Regions from separate parts of the Homo sapiens genome. Here region 2 is linked to region 1. The links are chromatin loops, found by intact Hi-C in ENCODE. Cell type or tissue: MCF 10A. All regions are shown on one strand.

Region 1 (8,000 bases):
AGTTGAACCAGTCTTTAGATTCTAATGCAAAAGCTCTTTCAATCATATCATGGTTGGCTCTTACTTGGCATGTTGGAATAATAGTCCATTGACTTGGGCTAAAAGAGCATTGACTACTAAACTCATTACACTTGTGAATAAACTCCTGGTTCTTATGGTTAGAATTGTATCTTTGTTTTTGGTTTTGTGTTTGTTTGTTTTTGAGAGAGTCTTACTCTGTCGCCCAGTGGCACGATCTTGGCTCACTGCAAACACCACCTCCTGGGTTCAAGCGATTCTCGCACCTCAGCCTCCCAAGTAGCTGGGACCACAGACGTGCACCACCATGCCTGGCTAATTTTTATATTTTTAGTAGAGACGGGTATCACCACGTGGGCCAGGCTGGTCTCAAATTCCTGACCTCAAGTGCCTCCCCTGCCCTGGCTGGGATTACAGTCATGAACCACTGAGCCTGGCCTAGAATTGTATCTTTGGAAGGAGGGAAGTTATCGAGTGAGTGTGGAACACAGGACCACTAAGTGAGGCAGGATGACTCCCTGTTTGCTTTTGAAGAACCTGGAGTCTTGCTTTGTGACTGACAGAGTCAATCACAGGGCAGGGAATAAAGATCAGATCCCCAGAGCCCAGGAGTCTGAAGTGACTCTGATGATGGAGAAGGGCTCTGAGCTGCTGGGCCTTTGAGTGACTGTGAGGTGTAAGAAGCATCAGAAGCATGAAAAGGGCTGGCAACTCTAAACACGTCCAATCACTTCCATCAGCCATCTGTTTCTATGGCATTTAGAGAGTGCTACAACTGAGTACTGCTGATCACTGATTTGGTGGAAAATAACCTGATATTTACATAATATTTAAAAATCTAATCTTTAATTATTAATACATAAATCATCTTTAATACGGGTTTGTTTCTTAACTCCTGTGAACCTCAAAGGATAAAGTATTTATATTATTCCCAAGGGTCGTCCCATGCCTTATTAAAGAATGAACTGAAACACAGCAACTTCTGGGCTCTCTGAGGAGGTGTGGTCAGTTCTACAGAGGTCACAAGTATTTTTGGCTCTTGGTTCTTTCCAGAGCCAGGAAAGGACTGCACTTCTCCATCCTCTTGAATGAACTATCTGTTGTAATGTGTGTCACTTCAGGGTGGAAGAGTTAGCTAAGAGTTGGTGAACGATTATCCATGCCAGCTTCCCCTGCCACAGTGATCCCGGCAGCACACACTGAGATGACAGACTGTCTGTCAATTGGGTCCCTGAGTCACTCTGTCAAACAGAATCTCGACTAAGTTTTGGAAGCTGTTGTTACCACTGCATAACTTCACCTATCCTTCTAGGAAAGGAGATTAATTTGGCAGAGGAGGCTAACACACATTACATCTGATATTTCATTAGCCAAAGTAAGTCACATCACCATGCTTAACTTCAAGAGGACAGAGATGAAAAGTAAAAAATAGGAAGTCAAACTCCCAGATGCCTTGAATCCCAGGGGAAATCTGGAATTCCAAGTCCCTGAAAAAGTCATGTCTGGGGTGCTGTTCTTCCTGAAGTGCACAAGAGAAAATTAAAGTTGGAAAATTGGTCAAAATGAATTTATACCTTCAGGTATAGATGACCAGAAAGGATCTAAACTCCTTAGAACTTAATAAGAAATCTCCTGAGCTGAACATGAAATTGAGATTGGGTCAAATCAATTTAACAAACACCCATTGAGTGCCAATTCCTTGTACAATGACAGTGCTGTGTTACACATTGCAGGAAATGCTTAGGAGTATAGAAGCCCTGTCTTTCTTTCAAGGAACTTAATGATCTAATTAGTGAGCTCAAACTCAACACCAGAGAGAACCACATAATAAAACTGTTAAATAAAAGCTTCAAATACTGGTAAATAGGATGCCACAAAGCCAAGCACTTAGTGACAAAATTCACCATATATGGAAATCCCTATCTATATGTTGAAGGGGCTCAGTCACCTCTGAAAACTAACCATAGTTTGCCCTTGCTTCATCCTCACATCTGCAGTTAATACACTCTTGTCAGTGGCTTATGGCTGAGGCTGACTACAAGCGCTACAAGTGGAAGAGATGGAGGGGATGTTCAGGCTCTCAAGAAAAATAGCTGAAGAAGAAAAAGCTCCTCAAGTTCTTGGTGGCTCAACTGGAAGTAGCCAAAAGCAAATAAGCTGCCCGTGGGGCCTGCCTTGTTTTGCCACATGCCCTCAGCATAATAGTGAAAGGACTAGAGGAAGGCCAAGGCCACAGCCAAGAAACTGCAGCATCTGGCAGCTATCTGGCTTTCATACCCCGTGTGCCCCCCTTGCCCTGCTCCAGATGGCTTGGCTGCATCAACCAGGGATGCTGCCAATGCACTGGGCAACAGGTGAGGAGCTCATTGCTGAATATGTCATGGCGCCTAGAAGTAGCACCAAGAGGTAGCACTCGAGAATCTGTCTTTGGATTAAAATGCAAGCTTGAGACCTTATTAAGGAAGACTTGACTATAACAAGGAGACTGGTATCTAACTCAGCCACTCCCCTCCCTCAGCCTAGTCCAAACCAAGCTGCGCTATGCAAAATACATGGCATCATGGTTCAAATGAAGGATCTGTACCTCTTTCCCCAAGTTTCTGGAATCATTGAAGATTGAGTGTAAATTATCACTCTTATGTGTATTCTCCAAGCTTCATGACTGCTTTCTTGTAAAGAAGAAAAGAGGTTCCTTTCTCTCTTCCTAGAGTCTGAGCAACTCACCAGGGTAGTACCCTGACAGCAGGATATCCAGCATCGTTGAGCCTTCCTTTGTATGGGGAAAGGGACAATATGTCAAATTTGGTGTCTACCACATCCACGGTCCTCCTGAAGGGAACAACCATGCCCATAGCCCAGGCTGGGGGACAGCCCTGCACAGGTCTAAAAGTGACTCAAAGGTGGCCAAGCAGAGCCTAACTCATCCCCTGGGAGATGGCCTGGCCTCCAAAGCTCTGTCCAGACAGGAAGAATGCAATTAACTCAGCCAATGAGTCTCTCTTCCCTTCCTCCTTCCCTTCCCCCTCCACACTTCCCTCAAAATTAACCAGGAAATACAGGGAAAATAGTCTCTGAATTGTTAGTGGGACCAGAAGCTAAAAAGATGTACCCAGAGAGCAGGTGCCATGTAGGAAAGCTATGGGACAGAGGGTATGAGGGTGTCAAGGTCAAGACTAAGCTGAAGAAATGAGTTAAGGAAAAGGTACACAGAGTTGAAGGTGAGGCCAAGCAGCCGTAGTGGTGTACACAGAGGCCAAGTCCCTGTGCTGGATAGGATGGGGATAGGCCCACAGCTGAGCTGTGCTGGACCCTAGACTGTTGCTGAGCCCAGCTCCAGCCTCCTGTGGCATTTTGCACACTACTTACCCATGAGAGTCCTGTCTCTAACCCCCAACAGCTGCCAATAACCCCCAACAGCAAGGCTGCCTCAGTGTATTCCAGCTCTTGCCCTCACACTTCCTAGCATGACGAGGGCCAGTTTCCACAGATAGTTGGACAGTGGCCAGGCTAGACCAGCCCTGACACTCCTTCACCCATGTCACCAGATGCTTCTCATATCAGGCACATGACACCTAGCACGTAAGGTTATATTGCTCCTTATTGTTCAGGGTTTGATGCGATCTCAACAGCTATTTGTTGTGTAAAATATTTTTAGCATGAGATTTCTATGTGTATGGGGGACCTGGAGGAACAGTTAGGGAAGAAGAGAATTATCCTAGCAGCCGACTGTGTCACATTCTTGATGATGTGGTCAGTGCCCTGCCCACATACATGCTCAAAAAATAATTGTCAATAATGCCGTCTTCATCCCACCTTCCTGTGTTTATAAAAGACAAGTGCAGAGAATTGAAAATGAGGTCTCAGGGGATCCCAGGCAATTGAAACTCTTCCTTCCTCCCTCAGGGAGTGAATCAGAGAACACGTAAGTGCACTCATGTGGTCTTCATAGAGAGATACTGCACAGGGCAGTAGATTTCAGGGAGGAAAAGAAAAGAAAAACCTTTTCAAGTCCATTTAAAACAATCCATGCAGCTGTTTCCTGAACTCTTCCAGAAGAACTGAAATACAAAACGCTACCTCTTCCCTCCATCACCTCCCCCCCACCTCCGCCCTCCTAACTGGCTTTCAGGTGACGCAATGATGAGACCTCTGCGGTGAGCTCTCATCTGGAGGGATGCAGAAAGCCAACGGAGCATGGGGTGCTGCCACCTCTTGGATGTTCATAGCCAAAGCAAGTCTCTGTCCCAGAAAGGATGTATTTCGGTGATATTATGAAATGTTAACGGGCAATCTGTTCTGAAATAATTGCTCAGTGTGTTGGCCTCCTTTTCCATTTTAGAATTTCAAAGGCATTGCAGGCCGAAAGCAGTGCCAGCCTGTTAGTGGTACCTACACTGATTAAATCCAGCCCATCATAACCACAGCTACACAAAAGCTCTTTTTCCCAATTAATGAAATGCAATTAATGGTATCATTGAAAAACTCCTGCCACTTCAATTTAAAGCTATTTAGAGCTTCAATTTAGAACTGTGTGCATATTTTAGAACATGCTTTTTTTTTTTTTTTTTTTTTTTTTTTAGCTGACACGATTAACAGCACCTAATTTCTGGGATACGCCCAAGTTTCAGTAGGGGAAAAAAAGAATGTTTACCAGAAACATACACAATAATAATGGCCTCCTTTCCCTTCCTTTCCTAAACACACAAACACACACACACACACACACAGAGGCTCACACACGTGCAACCCAGTTCAGTTCCAGTTATTCAACTGTTACAATGTCTCCCTCCCTTGTGGAAAACCTGATAGGTCTATGTTGGAAATATCTAGGGTGCTCTGATGTAGGATACAAATTCCAAGGCCTTTATTGCATGATGGTCCTTTTGAAATATTTATATTGATCGGCCCAGTTCCTGAGAGGAAATAGGTTGTTTCTCTTATTCTCCCAGGTATAGGTCATTTGAGCAGTTGGGCTGTCATTTTTTTAATCTCCACATTTCCCTAAGGATAGTGAGAGGATGATTTAAACGGCAACATTAGCTGCTTTAGGCTAGATTTTCAAAGCTACACCAGGGGAGTTAAAAGCCCAAATCCTGTTATTGTTACAGGATTAATGCACAGAAATCCCAGAATACCACTTTGGAATTGTAGCCAAGGAATATTATTTTAATGTACTATGTGTTATTTTTAGACTCAGATATAGCCCAATTATCAGCTGGTGTATCAAAAATGAGACAAGACAGATAGCTGTCTTGTCTTTAATCCAAAATTCCAATGATGTTTTTGGTGTTTGTGTTTTCTCACCCCTTAGAAATCTGGATATTTGGAGGAAAAAGGTAAAAGATAGAAACTACAGCAGCTACCTCCTACCTGCTTGGTTGCTATAGAGGCTGCTTCTTAGAGTACTGGTTCTATAGAATATTTTAGCACGGTTTTCCCCTCCCCCACCCAGGGGAGGCAGGTGGTAGGAAAAGGAGGTATTGAATCAGGGGTCATCTTGACCATACTGCAAAAAGCTACAAATCAACCACAGCACACTCATGATTTCAAGGCAGCAAGTCAGGGCTCCTTTCTTCAGTTATTTTTATTTCTGCTTTTATACATCTTAGATTGTTGTTCAAAAATAACCAGCTGTAAAAGGTCTTCCAGTTGCTTCCAAGCTGCCCTGTGGACATCAACCAACATTTATTGATTCTCTACATCCCTGCTGTTGGGTTTTATTAAACTGGGCTTGTCTTTCCTTTGGCCCCTGAGTAATTGCATAGGTTGGAGATGGCCAAATCACTGTCTCTCAGCTAACCCTAGTCTGTGAGAACTCCTGCCTTTCTGTTAGTCAAGAACTACTATGCCAGTAGTTCCTCTCACTGACTTCCAAGATTCCAGAGTATCTTCCATTATCTCAAAAGTTATTGTATCATCCTAAAAAGGACAAGCATGTTTGCACAGATCTGTTTCTGTGTGGGGTAAGTTAGGAGGGGGTGTATTCCCACTTCAATAAACTCACAGTTTCACTATGTCATCAACGAGGGTTTCACTTGGAAGTCTCCCTATGTTTGGCCACCACGAACTCACAGATCGCAGAGCCCTCTCAGCAGACAGAAATGAACCCTTTTTGAACCACCAGCAACCAGGAGCTCTGACCTTGCTTTTCAGAGCAGTTGTGAGAAGGATTAAGTAACATTTTAAGAAGCACTTACCACAGAACTTGGCACCTTGTAGGCTTCCCTGAGTTAAGGAAGCAGCACAAACAATTTAAAAAATTCTTTTATATTTATGTGTATTTTTCAATTTGCAAAATTATTTTTGTACATGATCTCACCAGCAATACAATGATGAGCCTTGCTAATGCCTATGGCAGGTACTCAATGTGTGTTTAACGTGGAGCTGACTCAAGTTACATGTCAGCTTTTCCCATGTAGTTTGTACATAGAGTTTGGGCTACAAATAGGACTGGAATGAAATTCTCCATTTCAGTTTCTGGGGCATCGTCTATATCATAACCACTATTCATCTATATTTATTCATCTCTGAAACAGAAGTTATTGAATCCTAGACCCTCAAAAACCAGAAGAGTACTCCCAGTTATATATTTTAAAATTATAAAAATAGATTAACAACTCATGAGAATTATTATATTCTTATAATACATAAAATATAATTTTTATATTTAATAATATAAATACTAATTACTACTACCATCTACTATTGGTATAACACAATAAATTAGGCACTACTATATACATATATATATATACATATATAATGAACAGTTCTTCCTCTCAGTAAATACTCATTGAAGAACTACTAGGATGCTGTATACACCTATAGTTTACCAAGAATAAAACTTACTGGCACCTAGCACAGTAGCATACCTAATATTTTGTACTTTCACATCATAGTCGTGGAATAAATGCATACATGAATGAACACGATGAGTCACTAAAGATAAATGTGTCAGTAGGTGCAAGTACTAAAGTCTGAGAACTTGCCCCATCTGTGAAATGAGAGGACTAACGCTGCATTGGAGGATCATTATAAGGACAAGTGTGACAATATACATCGGATGGTGGCAGGCAGCTTCTAAAGTGGCTCCCAATGATTCCTGCCTTCTGGTTTTCATGCCCTGGGTAAGCCCCTGCCCGTAAATGTGAACTGGTGACGTGCTTCTACAAATAGAATATGGCAAAGGTGATGAGATGTCACTTCTGTGATTAGGTTACAAAAGACTGTGACTTCATTCGTGCTGGTGCTCTCTCTTGGGACTGAAGGAGACCTCCAACCAACAGCCTGTGAGAAACTGGGGCCTTAGTCTCACAGCCCTCAAAGAATTGAATCATGCCAAATACCTCATGATTGGAAGCAAGTCCTCCCCTAGTCTAGCCTGGAGATGACTACAGCCCTGGGTAAGATCTTGAGAGAGGCCTTGAAGCAGAAGACTCAGTCAAGCCATGTCAGGATTCCTGACCCACAGACACTGGGACATAATAAACCTTTTAACGCACTAAGTTTTGGATAATTTGTTATGCAGCGATAGGTAACTAATACAAGGACCTACTGTAGCATGTGCATTTTGAAGTGTGTGATAGAGAGAAGCCATAATATTTTATAGTGGGGTTATAAATTATAGTGGGCTTACCTACAAGACTAGAGTTTTTTCATGCTAGCACAGTTAATCATAAAGGCTCTCCCTTACTAAGAAGAAGAGCCAACCAGTTAGTCAGTGGAAAGGAATGATGGGACCCATTCTGCTGGTGATCTCCTCAGCTAATACCAGGGGCTAGTCCTGTGCAGCAACCAGCACTAAACCGCAGGGATGAAAGAATGTCTTCATATACAACTGGTGGGCAAAGATGCAGTTGAATTCATCCCTGTTGAGCAGGGGTTGAAATGGCAGTGGTCTCCTGGAACCATTTCTGTGAAACAAATTGGGGCACATGGTTGTTTAGTGTGAACCCTGGCCTTGCATAAATTAAATGATTCTC
Region 2 (8,000 bases), 260 kb after region 1:
ATTTGGCAAGATTTCAACAACAAAAAAAAGTCTAGAAGTAATAATCTAGAATTCAATCAAAATGTATAAGACACACAAAAAGAAAAAATAAAATTCAGGAGACAATGAATAGAACCAGACTTACAGATAACTCAGTACTAGCATAATCACAAATGAACTTTAAAATAACCATGATTAATATGTTGAAGACTCTAATGTAAAAGATGAACATTCATGAAGAGATGGAGAATTTCAGCAGAAAAAAAGAAAACTTTTTTTTTTTTGCGATGGAGTCTCACTCAGTTGCCCAGGTTGGAGTGCAGTGGCCCCATCCCAGCTCACTGCAATTTCCACCTCCTAGGTTCAAGCGATTCTCCTGCCTCAGCCTCCTAAGTAGTTGGGATTACCAGTGAGCGCCACCACATCCAGCCAAGAAAACTTTTTTTTTTTTTTTTTTTTTTTTTTTTTGAGACAGAGTCTTGCTCTGTCGCCCAGGCTGGAGTGCAGTGGCGAGATCTTGGCTCACTGCAAGCTCCGCCTCCCGGGTTCACGCCATTCTCCTGCCTCAGCCTCCCGAGTAGCTGGGACTACAGGCGCCCGCCACCATGCCCGGCTAATTTTTGTGTATTTTTAGCAGAGACGGGGTTTCACCGTGTTAGCCAGGATGGTCTCAATCTCCTGACCTCGTGATCCGCCCGCCTCGGCCTCCCAAAGTGCTGGGATTACAGGCGTGAGCCACTGCGACCAGCCAAGAAAACTATTTTTAAAAAGTCAAATGGGGCCGGGCGCGGTAACTCACACTTGTAATCCCAGCATTTTCGGAGGCCGAGGTGGGCGGATCACCTGACATCAGGGGTCCAAGGCTAGCCTGGCCAACACGGTGAAACCCTGTCTCTATTAAAATACAAAAATTAGCCGGGTGTGGTAGCGGGCACCTGTAATCCCAGCTACTTAGGAGGCTGAGGCAGAAGAATCGCTTGAACCCAGGAGGTGGAGGTTGCAGTGAGCTGAGATCGTGCCATTGCACTCCAGCCTGGGCGACATGAGTGAAACTGCATCTCAATAAATAAATAGTCAAACAGTAATGCAAAATATACACAACACAATATCAGAAATGAATACTTCTTTGATGGACTTCTTAGCACACTAGAACAGCTAAGGAAAGAATCAGGAAACCTGAATATAAATCAATCAAAATTACACAAAGTGAAATACAATTTAAAAGGAGTAAGAGGCCAAGCGCAGTGGCTCACGCCTGTAATCCCAGCACTTTGGAAGGCCAAGGCAGGCGGATCTCCTGAGGTCAGGAATTCACGACTAACTTGACCAACATGGTGAAACCCTGTCTCTACCAAAAATACAAAAAATTAGCTGGGCGTGGTGGCTTGCACCTGTAATTCCAGCTACTCAGGAGGCTGAGGCAGGAGAATCGTTTGAACCCAGGAGGCAGGGGTTGCAGTGAGCCAAGATCACTCCATTGCACTCCAACCTGGGCAACGAGAGCGAAACTCTGTCTCAAAAATAAAAATAAAAATAAAAAAATAAAATAAAAAAGGAGTAGGAGAAAAAGCAGATCAGAGCATCCAACAGCTATGGGTATTATCAAATGGTCTAACATATATGTAATTTGAAACCCAGAAGAAGGAAAAAAAGAAAACAGGGCAAAAAAATTTATGATGAGTCAAAAATTATTCTAACAATTTAAAAAGCCATAAATCTGAAACCATCAGAGAACCAGAGCAGGATACTTTATAGGTGTGTGTATGTGTTTGTGTGTGGGTGTATTAATAACAGGCAAATATCTATTACGAACCTACTAAAGAAATCTCCCAGATTCTCAATGGCATTTAGAAAGTTTTTAATAGATATATATGAAGGATTTAATGTGCTAAACTATCTACTCAAACTATATGTGTGTATGTGTGTATGCACATGTGCACATATATGTATGTGTATATACATGTACACATAACTGTCTAAAGAAAAATAATAACAAAGTATAGCACAAAGAATGGGGGACTGGGTGTGGTGACTCATAACGGTAATCCCAACACCTTGGGAGGCTAAGGCAGGAGAATTGCTTGAGCCCAGGAGTTCAAGACCAGCCTGAATTACATAGCAAGATCTTGTCGCAACAAAAATTTTTTTAAAAATTAGCCAGCTATTGTGGTGCACACCTGTAGTCCCAGATACTTGAGGTTAAGGTGGGAGGACTGCTTAAGTTCAGGAGTTTGAGACTGCAGTAACCTGAGATTTTGCCACTGCACTCTATCCTGGGTGAAAGATCGAGACTCTGTCTCTAATTTAAAAAAAAAAAACAAAGAAACAAACAGAGAAATGGGGAGAAATAATGAAAATTTAATGTTGTAAGGTGCTTATACTACACATGAAGTGGGATAAGATTATTTGAAAGTAGACTGTGGTACGTTAAAATGTATAAAGCTGGTCCTCAACTTAAAAGATGGTTTCACTTACGGTTTTTCAGGTTTATGATGGTACAAAAGCAATATGCATTCAGTAAAAACCATAGCTCAAGTACCATACAACCATTCTGTTCTTCAGTTTCAGCAAAGCATTCAATAAATTACATAAGATATTCAACATTTTATTATAAAATAGGCTTTGTGCTAGATTTTGCCCAACTATAGGTTAATATAAGTGTTCTGAGCACATTTAAGGTAAGCTAGGCTGAGCCATGATGTTCAGTAGGTTAGGTGTATTAAATGCATTTTCAACTTATGATATTTTCAAGCTACAAAGGGTTCATCAGGATGTAACCACATCATAATTCAAGGAACAGCTGAATTATATGGGCATATCTCAGAGATATTGCTGGTTCAATTCTAGACCACCACAAAACAGCACATATTGCAAAAAAGCAAGTCACATGAATATTTTGGCTTCCCAGTAAATATAAAAGTTATATTTACATTATACTGTACTCTACCAAGTGTGCAATAGCATTATGACTTAAAAAAAGTACATACCTTAATTTAAAAATACTTTATTGAGACAATGATGTCACCAAAATGGCAGAGTAGAAGCAATCTGGCTTCACTCTCCCACAGAAAGCCAAAAACAAATATCTAGCACAAAGCTTATCATCAGCAATATCCCAGAACTCAAATCTGAGGCTGATAGTACCCGTGAGCCACAGAGAACTGAAAAACTCCAAGCAAACAGTAAGAGAAATAGCCTTCTCTTTGCATGATGCCTTTTCTGCAATCTGCCAGGCCCTGTGCATGAAAAATTCCTCCCAGACTCAGCTTCTTCATTGGAAAAAGTTAGATGGAGGAGGACAGCCAGCTTTCCCACCATCTTGGGTTCCCTTGCAGGAAAACTGTTCCTGCCTCAACCCATAAGAAGTATAATATCATGAGGGCTAGCAGGGAGAAAAAAAAATCATGAAGGCAGAAAAAGAGGGGAAGCAGGAACAGAAACCCTAGCCCTGAAATTCTCCTCTTTATTTCAGCCAAAAGAGATGCCATATCAGAGTGGCTGTTCAGCAGGACCACACTGTAGGAGGTATGATCCATGAGTTTTCTGGGTACAAACCGTTTGCCAGCCTTACCACACAGTTGGGGTAATCCCCTTTGCCACCCCCACCATCTGACAGGCAGTGCTCCAATGTTTGTGAGAGCCAAGGCAAACTTGGGCTTAAGGCGCCATCTAGTGCCCAAAAGGAGGCACTGATATACAATAGTATTAAGGGAACTCACACGCTACTGCAAAGAATCTCTAAGAAAACATACCTTAGAAAGACAAAACAAGCAAGACAGCAAAGACTGGGATAAATAATAAATCCTTTAAAGCAAAGCCACAAATGTACATCCACGAGAAACAACAGCAAACACGGAACTATGACATCCCCAAATGCACAAAGCAAGGAGTCAGGGAGAAGAAAAGCAATGTGTGAGGTCTCAGATCAAGAACAAAATAACAGTTCTACAGACACTCAGCAAAATCCAAGATAACACAGAGAAGCAATTAAATTTATCAGAGAAATGTAACACAAAGAGATTGAAATTAAAAAAAAAAATCCTGGAACTCAGAAATACGTTTTCTGAAAAATGGATTACAGGCTCTCACATTGCAAGAAACAATCAGTGAGCTCAAATACAGCCTATTGGAAAATACAGTCAGAGGAGAAAAAGAAAGGAATGAAGAACACCTGCAAGATATAAAGAATAATCTCAAAAGAACAAATGTAAGAGCCACTGGCATTCAATGATGAGTTAAGAGCAAGGAGTAGTAAGCTTATTCAAAGAAATAACAGAAAACATTCCAAATCTAAAGAAAGATATAAATATCTAGGTACAGAAGGTCAGAAATTACCAAATATATTTTTATTAGTCCATTTTCACTCTGCTATAAATAATACCTGAGGCTGGGTAATTTATGAGGGAAAGTGGTTTAATTGACTCAGTTCCACATGGCTGGGGAGGCTTCAGGAAACTTACAATCGTGGTGGGAGGGGAAGCAGGCACCCTTACACTGCAGCAGGTGAGAGAGAGTATGTGTGAAGGAGAAACCGTCAAACACTTATAAAACCATCAGATCTTGTGAGAACTCACTCACTATCACAAGAACGGCATGGGATAAGTGCCCCCATGATCCAATCACCTCCTACCAGGTCCCTCCCTTGACACATGGGGATTATGGGAATTACAATTCGAGATGAGACGGGTGGGAACACAAAGCCAAACCATATCAATATTCAATCCAAATAAGAGTATCCCAAGGCAAATAATAATCAAACCTGAAAATGTCAAGGACAAAGAGAAGATCCTTAAAACAGCAAGAGAAAAAAAATAAAAGAACATATAAAAGAGCTCTGATTTTTTTGGCAAGAGACTTTTCAACAGAAACCAAACAGGCCATGAGGGAGTTAAGTGACACATTCAAAGTGCTACAGGATAAATGGAAACAAAAACAAAACCTGCCAACCAACTATGCTGTACCCAGCAAAGTTTTCCTTCAAACAGGAAGGAGATATAAAGTCTTTCCTAGACAAAAGCTAAGGGAATTCATCACTACTAGACCCATCTTTTCAGAAATGCTAAAGGGAGTTCTTTAATTTGAAAGAAAACAAACTTTGATGTGCAAAACCAAAAATGTTTGAAGGTATAAAACTCACTGGTAAAAGTAGACAAATTCAGAATGCTCTAATGCAGTAATTGTTACATGTAATCCATTCATATCTCTAATATGAAGACTAAAAGACAAATCTACTGAAAATATTAACAGCAACCTGTTAAGAGATAGGGAAGATAAATAGATGTAAATTAAGACAACAAAATGTCAAAATGTGGGAGGATGGAGTTGAAGTGTAGAGTTTTTTAGTTTTTCCCTTGATTCTTTCCTTTTCTTTGTGATCAAAGTTAAGTTGTCATATGTTTAAAATAACTTACAGCTATGGCTTTGGTAAGCCTCATGGTAACCACAAAGCAAAGACTTATGATAGATACACTAAAAATAAAAAGCAATGAATTAAAACATACTCCCAGAGAAAAACCACTTAATCACAAACAAAGGCAGTAAGAAGGAAGTAAGGGAGGAGTTACAAAACAACCAGAAACCAAGTAATGACATACTGCGTAGTAAGTCCTTATCTATCAATAATAATACTGAATGTAAATGAACTAAATTCTCCAACCAAAAGATATAAGCATGGCTGAGTGAAAAACTTTTAGAAACAAGATCCAACTATATATTGCCTACAAGAAACTCAAATCACCTATAAAGACACACATAGTCTGAAAGTGAAGAATGGAAAAAGACATTCCACGCAAATGGAAGCAAAAAAAAAAAAAAAAAAAAAAAAAAGTAGCCATACTTGTATCAAACAAAATAGAACAAGTGAAAGTCTGTAAAAAAAAAAAAAAAAAGGACACGGAAGGTCACTGTATGATGATAAAGGAAAGGATCAATTCAGCAAGAGGCTGTAACAATTTAAAAATATATGCACCCAATTCTGGAGCACCCAGATATATTAAGTAAACATTAATAAATCTAGAGGAGAGATAGACTATAATACAAATAATAGCAGGGGGCTTCAACACCCATCTCTCAATAATGGACAGATCATCCAGACAGAAAATCAACAAAGATACAATGAAGTTAAACTACACCTAGACCAACTGGACCTAGTGACATTTATAGAACATTTCACCTACTACTGCAGAATACACATTCTTCTCATTAGCACATGGAACATTCTCCAGGATAAAACATATGTTAGGCTACAAAACATGTCTCAACAAATTTAAAAAAGTCAAAATCATATCAAGTATCTTTTCTGGCTACAACAGAATAAAAATAGAAATCAATAACATGAAGAATTTTGGAATCTACACAAACGTGGAAATTAAACAACATGCTCCTGAATGATCAACAGATTAATAAAGAAATTAAGAAGAAAACTTCAAAATGTCTTCAAACAAATGCAAATGGAAACGTAACTTTCCAAAACCTATGAGATACAGCATAGCAGTACTAAGAGAGAATTTTATAGCAATAAATGCCTACATCAAAAAAGTAGGTTTCAAATAAGCAACCTAACGATGTACTTAAAAGAACTAGAAAAGAACAAATCAAACCCAAAATTAGTAGAAAGAAACAATAAAGATCAAGGCAGAAATAAATAAAATTGAGACTAAAACAAGTACAAAAAATCAATGAAATGAAAAAGTTGGTTTTTTGAAAAGATAAACAAAATCAACAAACCTTCAGCTAGATGTATTAGGCTGTTCTCACATTACTATAAAGAAATACCCAGCCAGGCGCAGTGGCTCATGCCTGTAATCCCAGCACTTTGGGAGACCAAGGCGGGCGGATGACCTGAGGTTGGGAGTTCGAGACCAGCCTGACCAACATGGAGAAACCCCATCTCTACTAAAAATACAAAAATTACCCAGACATGGTGGTGCATGCCTGTAATCCCAGCTACTCAGGAGGCTGAAGCAGGAGAATCACTTGAACCCGGGAGGCGGAGGTTGCAGTGAGCTGAAATCACACCACTGCACTTGAGCCTGGGCAACAAGAGCAAAACTCCGCCTCAAAAAAAAAAAAAAATACCCGAGACTGGGTAAATTATAGAGGAAAGAGGTTTAATTGGCTCATGGTTCTGTAGGCAGTACAGCATGATGCTGGCTCAGCTTCTAGGGAGGCCTTAGGAAAACTTACAATCATGGTGGAAGGCAGGGGGAGCAGCACTTCACATAGCTGGAGCAGGAGGAAGAGAGACAGTGGAGGTGCCACACACTTTTAAACAACCAGATCTCACAACTCACTATCACAATGACAACTCCAAGGCAGATGGTGTTAAACCATGAGAAACTGCCCCGGTGATCCAATCACCTCCCACCAGGCCCCACCTCCAATACTGGGGATTACAATTGAACATGAGATTTGGGTGGGGACATAGATCCAAACCATATAATTCTACCCTGGCCCCTGCCAAATCTCATGTCCTTCTCACATTGCAAAATCTAGTCATGTCTTCCCAACAATCCCCCAAAGTCTTAACTCATTCTAGCATTAACTCAAAAGTCCAAAGTCTCATTTGAGACAAGGCTAGTCCCTTCCACCTATGAGCCTGTAAAATCAAAAACAAGGTAGGTACTTCCAAGATACAATGGAGGTATAGGCCTTGGGTAAATACACAAAAGGAAGAAATAGCCCAAAAGAAAGGGGCTACAGGCTGCATGCAAGTCCAAAGCCCAGAAGGGCAATCACTAAATCTTAAAGTTCCAAAATAATATCCTTTGACTCCATATGTTACATCCAGGGTATGCTGGTGCAAGGGGTGGGCTCACAAAGCCTTGGGCAGCTCCATGCCTATGGCTTTCCAGGGTTTAGCCCACATGGCTGCTCTTAAGGGCTGGCACTGAGTGCCTGTGGCTTTTCGAGGCTGAGGATGCAGGCTGCTAGTGGATCTACCATTCTGGGGTCTGGAGGACAGTGGCCCTCTTCTCAAAGCTTCACTAGGCAGTGCCCCAGTGGGGAGTCTGTATGAGGGA

The links. Peaks named below come from ENCODE experiments on the same cell type or tissue, not always from the same donor. Only the 100,000 strongest peaks of a DNase experiment are listed, where the experiment ranks them.
Region 2: it touches region 1 in a loop (8-fold over the local background); 19 of 110 quality-filtered maps call a loop at or near these places.

What each region holds. Positions count from the first base shown.
Region 1 is chr4:128,450,667-128,458,666 of GRCh38, reverse strand. The region is part of intron 1 of LINC02615 (long intergenic non-protein coding RNA 2615); the gene reads right to left. Among named protein-coding and RNA genes, the nearest start is that of LINC02615, 27 kb to the right of the region's middle. In MCF 10A, CTCF peaks have their summits at 4,043 and 4,242 (motif pointing left); a DNase peak (open chromatin) is centred at 4,196.
Region 2 is chr4:128,187,130-128,195,129 of GRCh38, reverse strand. The region is part of intron 15 of LARP1B (La ribonucleoprotein 1B); the gene reads right to left. Among named protein-coding and RNA genes, the nearest start is that of PGRMC2, 97 kb to the left of the region's middle. In MCF 10A, a CTCF peak has its summit at 3,653 (motif pointing left); a DNase peak (open chromatin) is centred at 3,609.